Linked DNA regions of Homo sapiens: regions 2, 3 and 4 are each linked to region 1. The links are chromatin contacts, found by Hi-C or POLR2A ChIA-PET in ENCODE. All regions are on one chromosome and are shown on one strand. Each heading gives the region's core, a stretch centred on a gene start or an enhancer-like site at or near the end of the contact. The rest is flanking DNA. Distances are from core to core; before and after follow the strand shown. Region 1 holds the start of ZNF490 (zinc finger protein 490). Region 2 holds the start of LDLR (low density lipoprotein receptor). Region 3 holds the start of PRKCSH (PRKCSH beta subunit of glucosidase II). Region 4 holds the start of ZNF653 (zinc finger protein 653).

The links. A loop is a pair of places that touch in the nucleus more often than their neighbours do. ChIA-PET counts read pairs that join two places held with the same protein, here RNA polymerase II (POLR2A). Pooled maps may share reads with other maps.
Region 2: a pooled map shows a loop between it and region 1 (25-fold over the local background). The contact joins the promoter of LDLR here to the promoter of ZNF490 in region 1. A Hi-C loop is called at or near these places in 1 of 37 single-sample maps with no recorded cell type and 6 of 50 pooled maps. POLR2A ChIA-PET finds 5 or more read pairs at or near these places in 2 of 52 experiments (GM10248 and naive thymus-derived CD8-positive, alpha-beta T cell).
Region 3: a map with no recorded cell type shows a loop between it and region 1 (19-fold over the local background). The contact joins the promoter of PRKCSH here to the promoter of ZNF490 in region 1. A Hi-C loop is called at or near these places in 2 of 37 single-sample maps with no recorded cell type and 5 of 50 pooled maps.
Region 4: a loop to region 1 is called in a map with no recorded cell type, with 8 times the contacts of the local background. The contact joins the promoter of ZNF653 here to the promoter of ZNF490 in region 1. A Hi-C loop is called at or near these places in 1 of 37 single-sample maps with no recorded cell type and 4 of 50 pooled maps. POLR2A ChIA-PET finds 5 or more read pairs at or near these places in 1 of 52 experiments (naive thymus-derived CD8-positive, alpha-beta T cell).

Annotation. Positions count from the first base shown.
Region 1 is chr19:12,609,165-12,612,323 of GRCh38, reverse strand. It overlaps ZNF490 (zinc finger protein 490), which reads left to right and starts at 1,511. Exons shown (of 5, transcript NM_020714.3): 1 at 1,511-1,760; 2 at 3,122-3,159. The coding sequence starts at 1,644. It overlaps ZNF791 (zinc finger protein 791), which reads right to left and starts at 1,404. Exons shown (of 4, transcript NM_153358.3): 1 at 1,242-1,404. The coding sequence starts at 1,244. RefSeq lists enhancers at 1,233-1,292, 1,623-1,842 and a silencer at 1,433-1,492.
Region 2 is chr19:11,088,021-11,091,179 of GRCh38, reverse strand. It overlaps LDLR (low density lipoprotein receptor), which reads right to left and starts at 1,717. Exons shown (of 18, transcript NM_000527.5): 1 at 1,565-1,717. The coding sequence starts at 1,631. It overlaps LDLR-AS1 (LDLR antisense RNA 1), which reads left to right and starts at 1,521. Exons shown (of 1, transcript NR_163945.1): 1 at 1,521-2,112. RefSeq lists enhancers at 377-556, 274-867, 868-1,463 and a silencer at 627-886.
Region 3 is chr19:11,434,024-11,437,182 of GRCh38, reverse strand. PRKCSH (PRKCSH beta subunit of glucosidase II) reads right to left here and starts at 1,548. Exons shown (of 18, transcript NM_001289104.2): 1 at 1,477-1,548; 2 at 987-1,142; 3 at 678-794. The coding sequence starts at 1,065. ODAD3 (outer dynein arm docking complex subunit 3) reads left to right here and starts at 2,062. Exons shown (of 13, transcript NM_145045.5): 1 at 2,062-2,410. The coding sequence starts at 2,167. RefSeq lists enhancers at 991-1,210, 1,461-1,870, 1,444-1,943.
Region 4 is chr19:11,504,253-11,507,411 of GRCh38, reverse strand. ZNF653 (zinc finger protein 653) reads left to right here and starts at 1,573. Exons shown (of 9, transcript NM_138783.4): 1 at 1,573-1,924. The coding sequence starts at 1,626. ECSIT (ECSIT signaling integrator) reads left to right here. Exons shown (of 8, transcript NM_016581.5): 8 at 984-1,483. The coding sequence ends at 1,228. RefSeq lists silencers at 1,378-1,427, 1,588-2,257 and an enhancer at 2,408-2,477.

The DNA.
Region 1 (3,159 bases), core at 262-2,761:
CTCATGCCTGGAATCCTAGCACTTTGGGATGCTGAGGGTGGAGGATCGCTTGAGCCCAGGAGTTCAAGATCAGCCTGAGCAACACAGCCAGACCCCATCTGTTAAAAAAAAAAAAAAGAAAATAATAATGTCAGTTAATTATTTCCATGGCAATAAATAGTTTACAAAAGTATTACTTCTATCTGAATGCTTCTAGATGTTGCAAGTTTAAGTCCTGGAATACCATCTGAAACATCAAACTAAAAGAACAGACCTGAGAAACATATTCCATGTGCTCAGGGAAAGAACAAAGAATTTTTAACAAATGTAATATTGGGATGTTTTTTGTTTTCTGAGATTCATTTCTTTTTTGCCCTTTGGAAATATTTTGTACTGTCTCTCAAGTTCTTCTGATAACATATATTTTATATTTATTGGAAAAATGACATTCGAGTGAATAAATCTTTTCAAGGTCATAAACCCAAGGCGGGACAGTGCCAATCTGAAACTGTGCTGAAAAGATAGATTACCCAGGAAAGTTTACAAAAAGGAACCTCAACGCAAAGGAGTTCCCATAGGATGTCTGTGCCCTGGAAAGGTACCAGGATGAGGGCCACAGCATTTTATGCAGATTAGTTCCAAGTGAATAATTTTTCTGATTTTTCTCTGATGTAAAATATCCACAAACAAGAAATAAATCGTTTAAAAGAGGCATCTATTGGAAAAAAGATTATTAAAATACTGCGTGTGTTTGAAATGCACCACACAGGACAAAGAGTTGGTGACGATGTTTTCCACTGGCGAGCGGAAGTAGGCGTTTGGGAATTCGGGGAGGGATCCGGAAATCTAGGGATTAATGGCCCGCCGTGGGAGGAGCTAGGCTGGGGGGACAGGGTAGTGGATTTGAGACTCTGCTTCCAACATCTTTGGAAGACTCAGGGGGAAACAGCCTTTGGGAAGAAAGAAGGGACTGGGAACCCCAGACTGTAGCTCCTCCCACACAAACCAAACACACAAGGCGGGATTCTCCCCAGGACCCTCCCGTGGTCCCTGCACGATCTGGGAAAGACGCGGGGCTGCGGGCGCGGAGTTGTCCAGAGAGGGCTCCGGGGCTGGGACCGCAGTCGCCGCGCAGGGACGGGACAGGACGCTTGGAGTTCCAGCTGCCAGCCCAGCCCCACACTGCGGCCGGAGGTGACCGTGGGGAGGCCCGGGTCCCGCGATCACGGCCGGTTCCAACTAGTCCGGCCCTGCACACTCACCATTTTCCGGCCTCGCGGGTGTCCCGGTGTTGTCCCTAAGGTTCACGGAGCCAGCGCAGGGTACAGCGCATCCGATGCAGGGGTACAGCAACCTGACGCGTCAAGGGGCCAGGAGACCCCAAGCTAAGCACAACCCGATCGCACAGTGACGTAGCACGCATTTGCGCAGCGTAGCCGTACCCTCCTTTCCGGCGCCGCCCCTGATTGGACAATTATACAGCCCCGCCCCTTTTTGTCCGAATGACAGCTAGGCAGCAGGTCTAGTAGCTAGGCAGATCTCGCTTCCGCCGGTGGGACGGAACTGGTGCCCTCCGTGGACAATTGTGTTGAAGCAGAAATTGTTCCGGATCTCGGGTCGGACACGGAAGTCTTCCTGCAGTGTTTCTGGATGCGGGGACAGGGATGCGCAGGAATTCCAGTCTCAGTTTCCAGATGGAGCGACCCCTCGAGGAGCAAGTCCAGAGCAAGTGGTCGTCTAGTCAAGGCCGCACAGGAACAGGAGGGTCTGATGTCCTCCAGGTACCAGGGGCTTGGCATAATGTTGTAAGGCCTCTCGTGGAATAGTGACCCTTGTTTATAAACAGACGGTTACCCCATCATGTGTAATAAAAAGTGTGGTTGCATTTTAATCTTTGACCATAACAGCGTTGAGGCGTCCACCTTTCTTTTCCCCACCTCCACACATTTGGCACTTTAGAAAAGGAACCCCAAGGCAGGGCTTGGTGGCGCACACCCGTAGTCCCAGCTACTGCGTGGTGGGGGCGGTGGGGGAGGTCGGGGGGTGGGTGGGCTGAGGCGGGTGGATCGCTTGACTCCAGGAGTTTGAGTTCAGTCTGGGCAACATGGCCAGAACCCATCCCAAGAAAAAAAAAAAAAGGAAAGAAAGAAAAAACAATCCGTAGGACACCCGAGCACTTGGCTCGGGTGGTAAATTGCAACCCTAACCTGGGCACAGGGACTCTTCAGACCAATCACGATCTATGAGACGTGCTCAGTAAACTGCGTTTTACTCTGGAAGGAAATGGTTTGTTTTCGTTGTTTTTTTGTTTGTTTGTTTTTAGTTTAAGCATGTTTTTATTGCTTTTCATTTTTATTTTTATTTTTGTAGATTTATGGTTACAAATGCACTTGTGTTACGTGGATATATTTCATAGTGGCGAAGTCTGGCTTTTAGTGCACCCATCACCCAAAGAGTGTATATTGTACCCAATAGGTAATATTTCATCCCTCATCCCCCCTCTCTGTCCAACCTATTGGCATCTCCAGTGTCTATTATTCCATTCTGTATGTCCATGTTTACCCATTGTTTAGCTCCCACTTATATGTAAGAAGATGCAGTTTTTGACTTTCTGTTTTTGCATCATCGCACTTAGGATAATGGCCTCCAGTTCCATCCGTGTTGCTGTAAAGTGGAAGGAAATTTATCTCAAATAAGTTTTCTAAAGTGTCCCTACAGAACTTGGAAAGACCAAGAGCCCAAAACCAGCCTGGGCAACATAGCGAGACCCCATTTCTCAAAAAATTTTTAAAAATTAGCTGGGTATGGTGTTCACCTGTAGTCCTAGCTCCTTCGGAGGCTGAGGCAGAAGGATCTCAAGGCTAAGAGTTTGAGGTTACAGTGAGCCAAGATTGTGCCACTGCATTCCAGCCTGGGAGAGAGAGAGACTGTCTCTAAATTTTTTTTTTAAAGTAGAAACATATTTCATTTTTCCCATTATAGAGGAGACAGTGTAATCTTGAAAACTCCCATGATCCACCCTTCTGGTAGCTCTGTGTGTACAGGTAGATGCAGGGGGAACAATGCTTCCAAGGCTGTCAAAGGTCATGTTTAGTTCTAAATTGCTGAAACTCACAAAATGCATCCTCTTGTTTCTAATTAGATGCAGAACAGTGAACACCATGGACAAAGCATCAAGAC
Region 2 (3,159 bases), core at 468-2,967, 1.5 Mb after region 1:
AGGCTAGGCTGGTTCTCAGGAGGGAAAGGGCCATGTAGCTGTTGTCTAGGGCGAGGCTGTCTCTCTGCAACTAATTTAAAGCCACCTAAAAAGCTCTAACTCAGGATCATGCACTAACCAGCCTCTTGTGGAAATCTAAAATCTAATCCATTTCACCCAGAGGAAAAATCGCCGCTTGGACAGCTGAACCGAAGCCATTCACAGCCTCTGAAGAAGCGAGGCCACCCCAGGGGGTCGGTCCCGGGGGATAGCTGCCCCACCGTGGCTGAAGATCTCGGCTGCAGACCAAGGAGGGGCGGGGAGATTCTGAGGCAACGTTTCAACCTCGTAAGGAACCGAGGCCTTGAGGGTGGCCGGGGGCCCCTCTGTGAACTTGATCGGGGCTGGTGGGGCGAGGGCGCCCCCCAGGACAAGGTGGGGACGGAGGTGTCGCCACAGAGCACAGCGGAAACCGGGGACTTCGCCAGGAGGGCCCAGGATAACGGAGGGCGACTCGTGTATGTCGCGGAGGCGGCTCCGGGGACCCGGGACTTGTCGTCGCCTTTGTGACAGGAACCGCGGAGGAACGCCAGGCCTCCCCTGCATCCGCCTCGCCCCGGACAAGGTGAGGCTCAGACTTCCGCGCCAGCCCCGCCCCGCTCGTACACAAGCCCCGTCCTCCCGACGCCCGCCTCCGCCTCCACCGCCTCACATTGGACAAGGGGAGTGGCTCGAGGGTGGCCTGTTGGACTACACCCAATGGAATTCGGGGGGCGGGCCAAAGGGGCGGGGGCAGGGGCGGGAGGGGGTGGCCCCCGTCCCGGAGCACGCGGCGGAATCCCGGGACTGCACCCAACTCAGGATGGCAGTGGCGCCCTGGGGTCGCGCAAAGCGGATCGGGACCCCTGAGCCCGCGGTGACCTCCAGGCTGGACATCCGGGTCTCCAGTCGCCCTCGCCCCCAGAAGGACTTAAGGCGGGGGTGGGAGTGATCCCTTGTTTTAGGACTGGAGGTCCCCACACCCAGCTCCGAGTTAGAAGAGAGGGTCCCGGCCGGGCGCGGTGGCTGACGCCTGTAATCCCAGCACTTTTGGGCAGATCACCTGAGGTCGGGGTTCGAGACCAGCCTGGCCAAAATGGTGAAAACCCGTCTCTACTAAAAATACAAAAATTAGGCGGGCGTGGTGGTTGGGCGCCTGTAATCCCAGCTATTCGGGAGGCTGAGAGAGGAGACTCGCTTAAACCCGGGAGGCGGAGGTTGCAGTGAGCTGAGATCGTGCCACTGCACTCCATCCTGGGCGACAGAGCTAGACTCCGTCTCAAAGAAGATGCGGTCCCTCACCCTGTGGAGACTTGGGGGACAGCGGTGCCCCGTTTCCCTTAAATCCCTCAGACTCCTCCCGACCCTCGCGCTCCCCTCAGCGCCCCCCTCCAGCGCCCCCTCCAGCCGTTTGGGAAGGACCCCGTGCCATTACCCCACAAGTCTCCCAGGGATGGAGTGATTATTTGTACCCAAAAAAATAAATTCCCAAGGGCCCCCCGGGGGCTCCCTCTCAACCTATTCTGGCGCCTGGAGCAAGCCTTACCTGCAGTCCCCGCCGCGGCGAGGAGCAAGGCGACGGTCCAGCGCAATTTCCAGCCCCAGGGCCCCATGCTCGCAGCCTCTGCCAGGCAGTGTCCCGACCCGGATCACGACCTGCTGTGTCCTAGCTGGAAACCCTGGCTTCCCGCGATTGCACTCGGGGCCCACGTCATTTACAGCATTTCAATGTGAGGTTTCTAGCAGGGGGAGGAGTTTGCAGTGGGGTGATTTTCAAATGTCTTCACCTCACTGCAAGAGGAGGAGTTTCGAACGGCCGATGTGACATCGGCTTTTTAACCCGTGAAGCTCTGATTCCCACTCCAGTCCTTCGAAAGTGTCGCCAGGGCAGGCGACTTGATTTGTTGTATTTGGGTCTCCGGTGAAGAGCTGACGCCCCCTCAAAATTGGAAACGCATCTTCTGAAAGATCCTCCTGAAATTTCTCGATGTTTAACTGTTAACATTTTGCTGTTGTTGTCCACAGAAGGATAACAACAGCCTTTCAAGATCCTCCAATAGCCTAATGCCATTGTCCTCTCTGCCTCAAAAGGAAAACACTAAAAATGTTGGGAACTTCCGCCACTTTCTATATTTGCCTTTTCCTTTCTAGGAATTGTGTATAGATTTTTAGCTTCCTTTCGTTGTATATTGTTTTTACATTGTTATTCCAAATCACCTAATAGACACTGATCAATCAGGAATTTAAATAAAATCTTCACAAAAGTACAGCCAAAAAAATATTTTTTGTTTTGTGGGATCCCGCCTTTGGCTGAGTATAAACATCTGAAAAATCAATTGTACGGATACCTGGAGTCTGGACGTAAATATTGATTTCTCCCCTTAGGAGAAGGAGTTGAACAAACAGAAGGGCGGTTTCCTCTCCCTCAAAGCAAAATCAAAACAAAACAGGGCTTTCACAGTTGAACTTGAACCCCTAAGCCACAGAGAGCTGGTGGAGACCAACTTTTAGAATTGAGTCTCTTTGGGGACTCATGGGGTTGCCAGAGGCCTCTTGCCAAAAAGGCACATGTGAGAAACTTGCCTGAACCCCACACAGGGCTGGGCAGTCTTGGCGGTTCCCCCAGGAATAAGCTGGATTTCTCTGGGATTTTGCAAACTGACTTTGGCAGGCAGTGCTAACCTCTCAGCAGGATTTTAGGGAAACCTAGGAGACCAGGCAGAAAAGGGACAAATTGAACTCTCAGAAGGACAAAAAAAAAGATTAATCAGGGAAAATAATTTTTTAATTATTTTTATTATAATTTTTTAAATAATTATTTATTATTTATTTATCATTATTTCCAGCTGTCACTCAGGCTGGACTGCAGTGGCGTGATCACAGCTCTCTGCAGCGTCAACCCTGGGCTCAAGGAATCCTCCCACCTCAGCCTCCTGAATAGCTAGGACCACAGGAGTGCACCACCATGCCCAACTAATTTTTAATTTTTTTTTATAGATGGGGTCTCACTATGTTGCCCAGGCTGGTCCCAAACTCCTAGCTTCACTCAATCCTCTTCCTCTTGCATCATGATGCCTCTCAAATTGCTGGCTTTACAGGCATGAGCCACTGTGCCCAACCCAGAAGAAGAAATTGATGATA
Region 3 (3,159 bases), core at 299-2,798, 1.2 Mb after region 1:
GTGCCTGTAGTCCCAGCTACTCAGGAGGCTGAGGCAGGAGAACGGTGTGAACCCGGGAGGCGGAGCTTGCAGTGAGCCGAGATGGCGCCACTGCACTCCAGCCTGGGAAACAGAGCAAGACTCCGTCTCAAAACAAAAACAAAACCAAAGACACGGTCTCATCCAGGCACGGTGGCTCACACCTGTAACCCCAGCACTTTGGGAGGCCAAGGCAGGAGGATGACTTGAGCCCAAGAGTTCCAGGCTGCAGTGAGCTACGATCATGCCACTGTACTCCAGCCTCAGCAACAAAGCAAGACCCTGTCTCTTCAAAACACACAAAAACAAAAAGCCAGGGTCTCCCTTCACCTCTGTCTCCTGCTGGATTGCTCTTGGCCCCACCCTGTCTCCCACTTCTAGGGGTTTGCCCGTGTTGACCCCTCCATCTGCAGCACCTTCGGGATTCAACTGAAACCTCACCTCCTTGGAGGAGCCTTCTCTGACCCCGAGGCTTGGGAGGAGGACGACTCTGGGCTCCTCCAGCTGCCCGGGGCCATAACACTGACCACTGACTTCTGAGCTTGTTTCTGCCCACTCAAAGGGGAGCCAGCAGAGGTAGTATCTTGGTCACACAGACAGGGCCTGGCACTGAGCAGTGTTCAATAAACATCTGATGGATGAACAGAGAAAAGGCTCACCTGGCTCGTCAGAGCCATCTTTGCAGTCGCAATAGTCATCGTTGACCTGATCAAATGGGATGGTGGCCGAACCGTCCAGGCAGGTGAAAGGCTTGGACTCATCGTAGAAGTGATGATCTGCGGGGTACAGGAAGCTCAGCCCAGGGCAGGTAAGCGCCTTCTCCACCAAATACCACCTCTGTCCTCCCATCCCCACCAGCGGAGCACTACCGGGAAACTGAGTCAAAAGGCTGTAAATGCCTATCCCTAAGGCCCAATGTTGGCCCCTCCCACCTCCAGCCTGGCGGGAGGGTGAACAGGAGGACTCACTGGTGAGGGAGACGCCCCGGGGCCTCTTGACCTCCACGGCCCAGCACATGGGTAGCAGCAGCAGCAGCGGCAACAGCATCTCACCAGACGCTCTGAGGCCCGAAACGGGTTCTGTGGGAGGAAGCCTACAGCGGGGAGATGCGCTGTGTCTTCACGCTGCAGGAAGAAAGCGGATCCCGGTCAGTGGGAGAGGGCTACTTCCAGCCAATTGGATTCCTCCATCGCTTCCAGGCAATGAGGCCTCACTTTGTTTCCGATATGGGGGCGAGGGGCAGCGATCTCCCCAATCCTGGCCAGTCTCACTTTGCTCAAATCAATGGCGAGGATCTCAAGATCTCAAAACCTCCGCTCCCTGTGCCCAATTGTGACCCAATTCCCGCCAACAGACCAAAGGGATTAACAGCCTCCGCCGTCCACACCCACACATGCACCCTCCGGTTGCCCCCTGTAAGAAACTGAGGTGCCCTCCCACCCGCTCGTTCACACCTACACGAGGCCGGAGCAAAGGTCAGTATCCACCGCACCCCTCTTGTCCAGCAGCCGCGGTTCCTGCTGCAGAAAGAAAGCGGAAATTTCTGGACCCCGTCACTTCCGGTCGTACGTTCCGCACCGGGAACGGAGACTCAGGGTCGCCATGTTGGGAGAGGCAGGAGTGGGGGCGGTGCCAGAGCCGAGACGGCCATCTTGGGCAGGACTGTGAAACCTTAGAGAGGATAGTTCTGAGGGCTAGCTCTTAATGGCGGCGCAGCGTACCTCCATCTTGGGAGTGGCGGCTTCTCAAGCCGGAAAGAAAGTTCCTGAAAAATGCCCGCGAACCCCCAGGGGCGGGATAAGGTTGGGGGAGGTAGGGAAACGGAATGAGCACGTGACCCCAAAGTGTCCAGACCCTCCGTCCTGCGGCGCGGCTCTACCCCGCCCACTGTTGGGACCGCCCCTCTATGCAGCCTCAGCCAATGAGAACGCAGTGTCAGCCACGGAACGCGGGTGATCTCCATGGAAACAGTGGAGAGAGACGGGGAGGCGGTTACCTGGCAACCGAGAGATGCGGAGCGCAACCACCTAGCGGTCGGAAAGTGCATTTTTCAGAGCCCTAGGAATCCGAGCTGACGGATCCCTGACAGGGGCGACTGACTCCTAGTTATCCCCCTAACCCCTAGGGGCCTTCAGCCCCAACCCCATCATGACATCTCCTCTGTGCAGGGCGGCCTCCGCCAACGCCCTGCCTCCTCAGGACCAGGCTTCGACGCCCTCTTCCAGGGTCAAGGGCAGGGAGGCTTCGGGCAAACCCAGCCACCTCCGAGGCAAGGGCACAGCCCAGGCGTGGACCCCAGGCCGTTCCAAGGGAGGATCCTTCCACAGAGGTGCAGGGAAGCCCTCTGTGCACTCTCAGGTGGCTGAGTTACATAAAAAGATACAACTGTTAGGTAAGATGGCTCCAGAGGGTACAGAGGGTCAGGGGTCAACAGTGCCCATCCAATCTTCATGGTGTGACAAAGGTATTTCTCCAGCATGAGTCTAGGTAAACCGTTTCTGGGCAAAAACTCATACTTAGTTCATGTTTTTCCTTCTCTGTCTCTTAAAACTTCTCATGGGTTCAGAACCGACTGAACTGTACTTCATACTTTCTTGTAATTTATTTTCTCTATTTTTTTTTTTTTTTTTGGCAGAATCTCACTCTGTTGCCAGGTGGGAGTGCAGTGGAACGATTTCGGCTCACTGCAACCTCCGCCTCCCGGGTTCAAGCGATTCTCCTGCCTCAGCCTCTTGAGTAGCTGGGACTACAGGCACACGCCACCACGCCTAACTAATTTTTGTATTTTTAGTACAGAGGGATTTCACCATATTGGCCAGGGTGGTCTCAATCTCTTGACCTCCCAAACTGCTGGGATTACAGGCGTGAGCCCGCCTCGGCCTCCCAAACTGCTGGGATTACAGGCGTGAGCCACTGCACCCGCGTTTTTTTTTGTTTTGTTTTTTGTTTTTTGAGACAGGGTCTTGCTCTGTCGCCTAGGCTGGAGAGCAGTGGCATGATCTCGGCTCACTGCAACCTCTGCCTCCAAGGTTCAAGCGATTCTCGAGCCTCAGCCTCCTGACTAGCTGGGACTATAGGTGCGTGCCACCACACCTAATTTTTATATTTTTAGTAGAGACTGGGTTTCACCATGTTGGCCAG
Region 4 (3,159 bases), core at 324-2,823, 1.1 Mb after region 1:
CCCAGCCCTCCTACAGGCTGAGGTGGGAGGATCACTTGAGCCCAGGAGTTGAGGTTGCAGTGAACTATTATAGAGCCACTGCACTCCAGCCTACATGATAGACCCTGTGTCAAAAAAAAAAAAAAAAAAGGCAAAAACCTGGACAGGCAGGACTTCCAAACATTCCAAACACCACCCAGGATGAGGGGCGGCCTCTGGGGTCAAGGGGTAGGCCCAGGCTGAGACGCAGTCCACTTACACCCTCGTCCTCCGGCCGCACACACTCATTTGCCCCAGGGGCTCCAGACCTGAGGTCACCCAGCCCTGTTGGCCCTTGTTCATTCCCTCCCTCCTACAACTCTGTGCTGGCTACTGGGTGTCACCAGGACAAACCTAGTCCCTCGAGTCAGCAAGGGAACAGGCAAATTACACTTTGGGGAGCTTAGGAGAGGAGCATGCCTTGAGTGGGGGGTCAGGAGGCCTTCCTGGCAGAATACAGAAAAACCAGGAGTCATCGCCCGGGTGAAGTGTGGAGTGGGCAGCCTAGGCAGCGGGGCTAGCTTGTGCAAAGGTTTGGAGGCACAAGAAAGTGGAAGGAAGCCGGGCACAGTGGCTCACGCCTGTAATCCCAGCACTCTGGGAGGCTGAGGCGGGTAGATCATTTGAGGTCAGGAATTCGAGACCAGCCTGGCCAACATGGTGAAACCCCATCTCTACTAAAAATTTAAAAATTAGCCCGGCGTGGTGCTGTGCACCTGTAATCCCAGCTCCTCGGGAGGCCGAGGCAGGAGAATCACTTGAACCTGGGAGGCGGATGTTGCAGTGAGCCGAGATCTCGCCACTGCACTCCAGCCTGGGTGACACAGCGAGACTCCGTCTCAAAAAAAAAAAAAAAAAAAAAAAGGAAGTGGAAGGGAGTGTAAAATACCTCAAAAAGGTGTAGGCATGGGTTAGCCGCTGCAGCCCCCACTGTGCAAACCTTAAGGGTGCATGTCTTCCAACAGTGGAGGAAGGCCCTGTCTTCGCCATGTGCATGGCGGGTGCTCATGACCAGGCGACGATGGCTAAGTGGATCCAGGGCCTGCAGGAGACCAACCCAACCCTGGCCCAGATCCCCGTGGTCTTCCGCCTCGCCGGGTCCACCCGGGAGCTCCAGACATCCTCTGCAGGGCTGGAGGAGCCGCCCCTGCCCGAGGACCACCAGGAAGAAGACGACAACCTGCAGCGACAGCAGCAGGGCCAGAGCTAGTCTGAGCCGGCGCGAGGGCACGGGCTGTGGCCCGAGGAGGCGGTGGACTGAAGGCATGAGATGCCCTTTGAGTGTACAGCAAATCAATGTTTTCCTGCTTGGGGCTCTCTTCCCTCATCTCTAGCAGTATGGCATCCCCTCCCCAGGATCTCGGGCTGCCAGCGATGGGCAGGCGAGACCCCTCCAGAATCTGCAGGCGCCTCTGGTTCTCCGAATTCAAATAAAAAGGGGCGGGAGCGCTGTTGGTTGTGCGCATGCGCAGTTTCCATTCTTGGTCTCCTTTTGGCGCCCTGGGGCAGCGAGAGACCGTGAGAAATTTCTCGGCGGCGCCGAAGATGCGCGCCACTTCCGGTCTGGCTCCTAACAACGGGGGAGGCTGGTAACCAGGGTGGGGGGGATGGCGGAGCGGGCGCTAGAGCCCGAGGCGGAGGCGGAGGCTGAGGCGGGCGCGGGCGGGGAGGCAGCAGCCGAGGAGGGCGCAGCGGGCCGAAAGGCGCGGGGCCGGCCGCGACTCACGGAGTCGGACCGGGCCCGGCGACGGCTCGAGTCCCGGAAGAAGTACGACGTGCGGCGCGTGTACCTGGGCGAGGCGCACGGGCCCTGGGTGGACCTGCGGCGCCGCAGCGGCTGGAGCGACGCCAAGCTCGCCGCCTACCTCATCTCTCTGGAGCGCGGCCAGCGGAGCGGCCGCCACGGGTGAGGGGGCCTGGCCCCGAGGGAGGGAGGGAGGAGACGCCCCCAGACCCCGCCGGGCTTTACCCCGCCCCCTCCGCTTCTAGGGCCAGCCCCCGGCACCTGCGGACCCCGCCCAGGAGCCGGGCCGGCGGCCTGGGTCTCGTACTGCCTGGCCGGGACGCGCCTGGCTCGTGGCCCCGCCTCCCATCGTTCCGACTGCCCAATCCTAGGGTGCACCCAGCCCCTCGACCCGCCTTCTGAGCGCTTGGCCCCGCCCGCTAGAACTCTGGCGGCCCAATCCTGGGACTGGCCCCACCTCCAGGCCTTGTAACTAACCAGGCCCTGGGGGGGCAGCCCCGCCCCCTCACCGGTCTCATCCTCCCCCGCTTAGTTCCCCACCTGGCCTGGGACTCTGGACACCCTGGGGCACTCAGCCCTGCCCTTCTTGAAGTTCTGGTGCCCCATCTGGGACTCCGTATGGCCCCATTCCCACAACCCTAGATCCAACACATCCGGGGGACCCTTCACAACCTGGACTGCACTCCCCTAAACCTATTTCTGTGAAGCAACTCAGCCCAGGGAGACTCGGATGAAGAGGAAACCCCTAGTTAGCTTGGCAGGTGGAGGGCAGAGAGGCCTGTCTTTGTAAATTCTCAGTCTTGAGAAGGAGCAGTGTGGATGGAGTTTTTCCCTTCCTGCCTTATATGTTGATGTGATGATTGAGTTAAAATAGGCAAAGAGCTTAGAAGAGTGCCTGGCAGGTAGTGGGTTCCCTAAGTATTAACTTTTACGAGGATGACGTTTATTCCGTATCACAAGCAGTGCCGCAAGGAAATCCTTGTTCTGCCCTGGTTTTCAGGTACACATGTTCTCATGTTTCTCTGGGGGGAGATTCTGAGAGTCAAGAATCAAACAGATCCTGCTAAGTTATACCCACCCCTTTCCCAGGACAGCAGGCTGGCTTATATGCTCAAGAGCAGGACTGGAAATGCTGGGAGCGCAAAGATACCTGCCTCATGGAGCGGACATTCTGGTGGGCAGAGGGGATGGCTTGTTCAAAGGTCTGGGGGGTTTTTTTGTTCGTTTTTCTTTTCTTTTCTTTTTTTTTGAGACAGAGTCTTGCTCTGTCGCCCAGGCTGGAGTGCAGTGGCACGATCTCCGTTCACTGCAAGCTCCGCCTCCCGGGTTCACGCCATTCTCCTGCCTCAGCCTCCCAAGTAGCTGGGACTGCAGCCGCCCGCCACCACGCCCGGCTA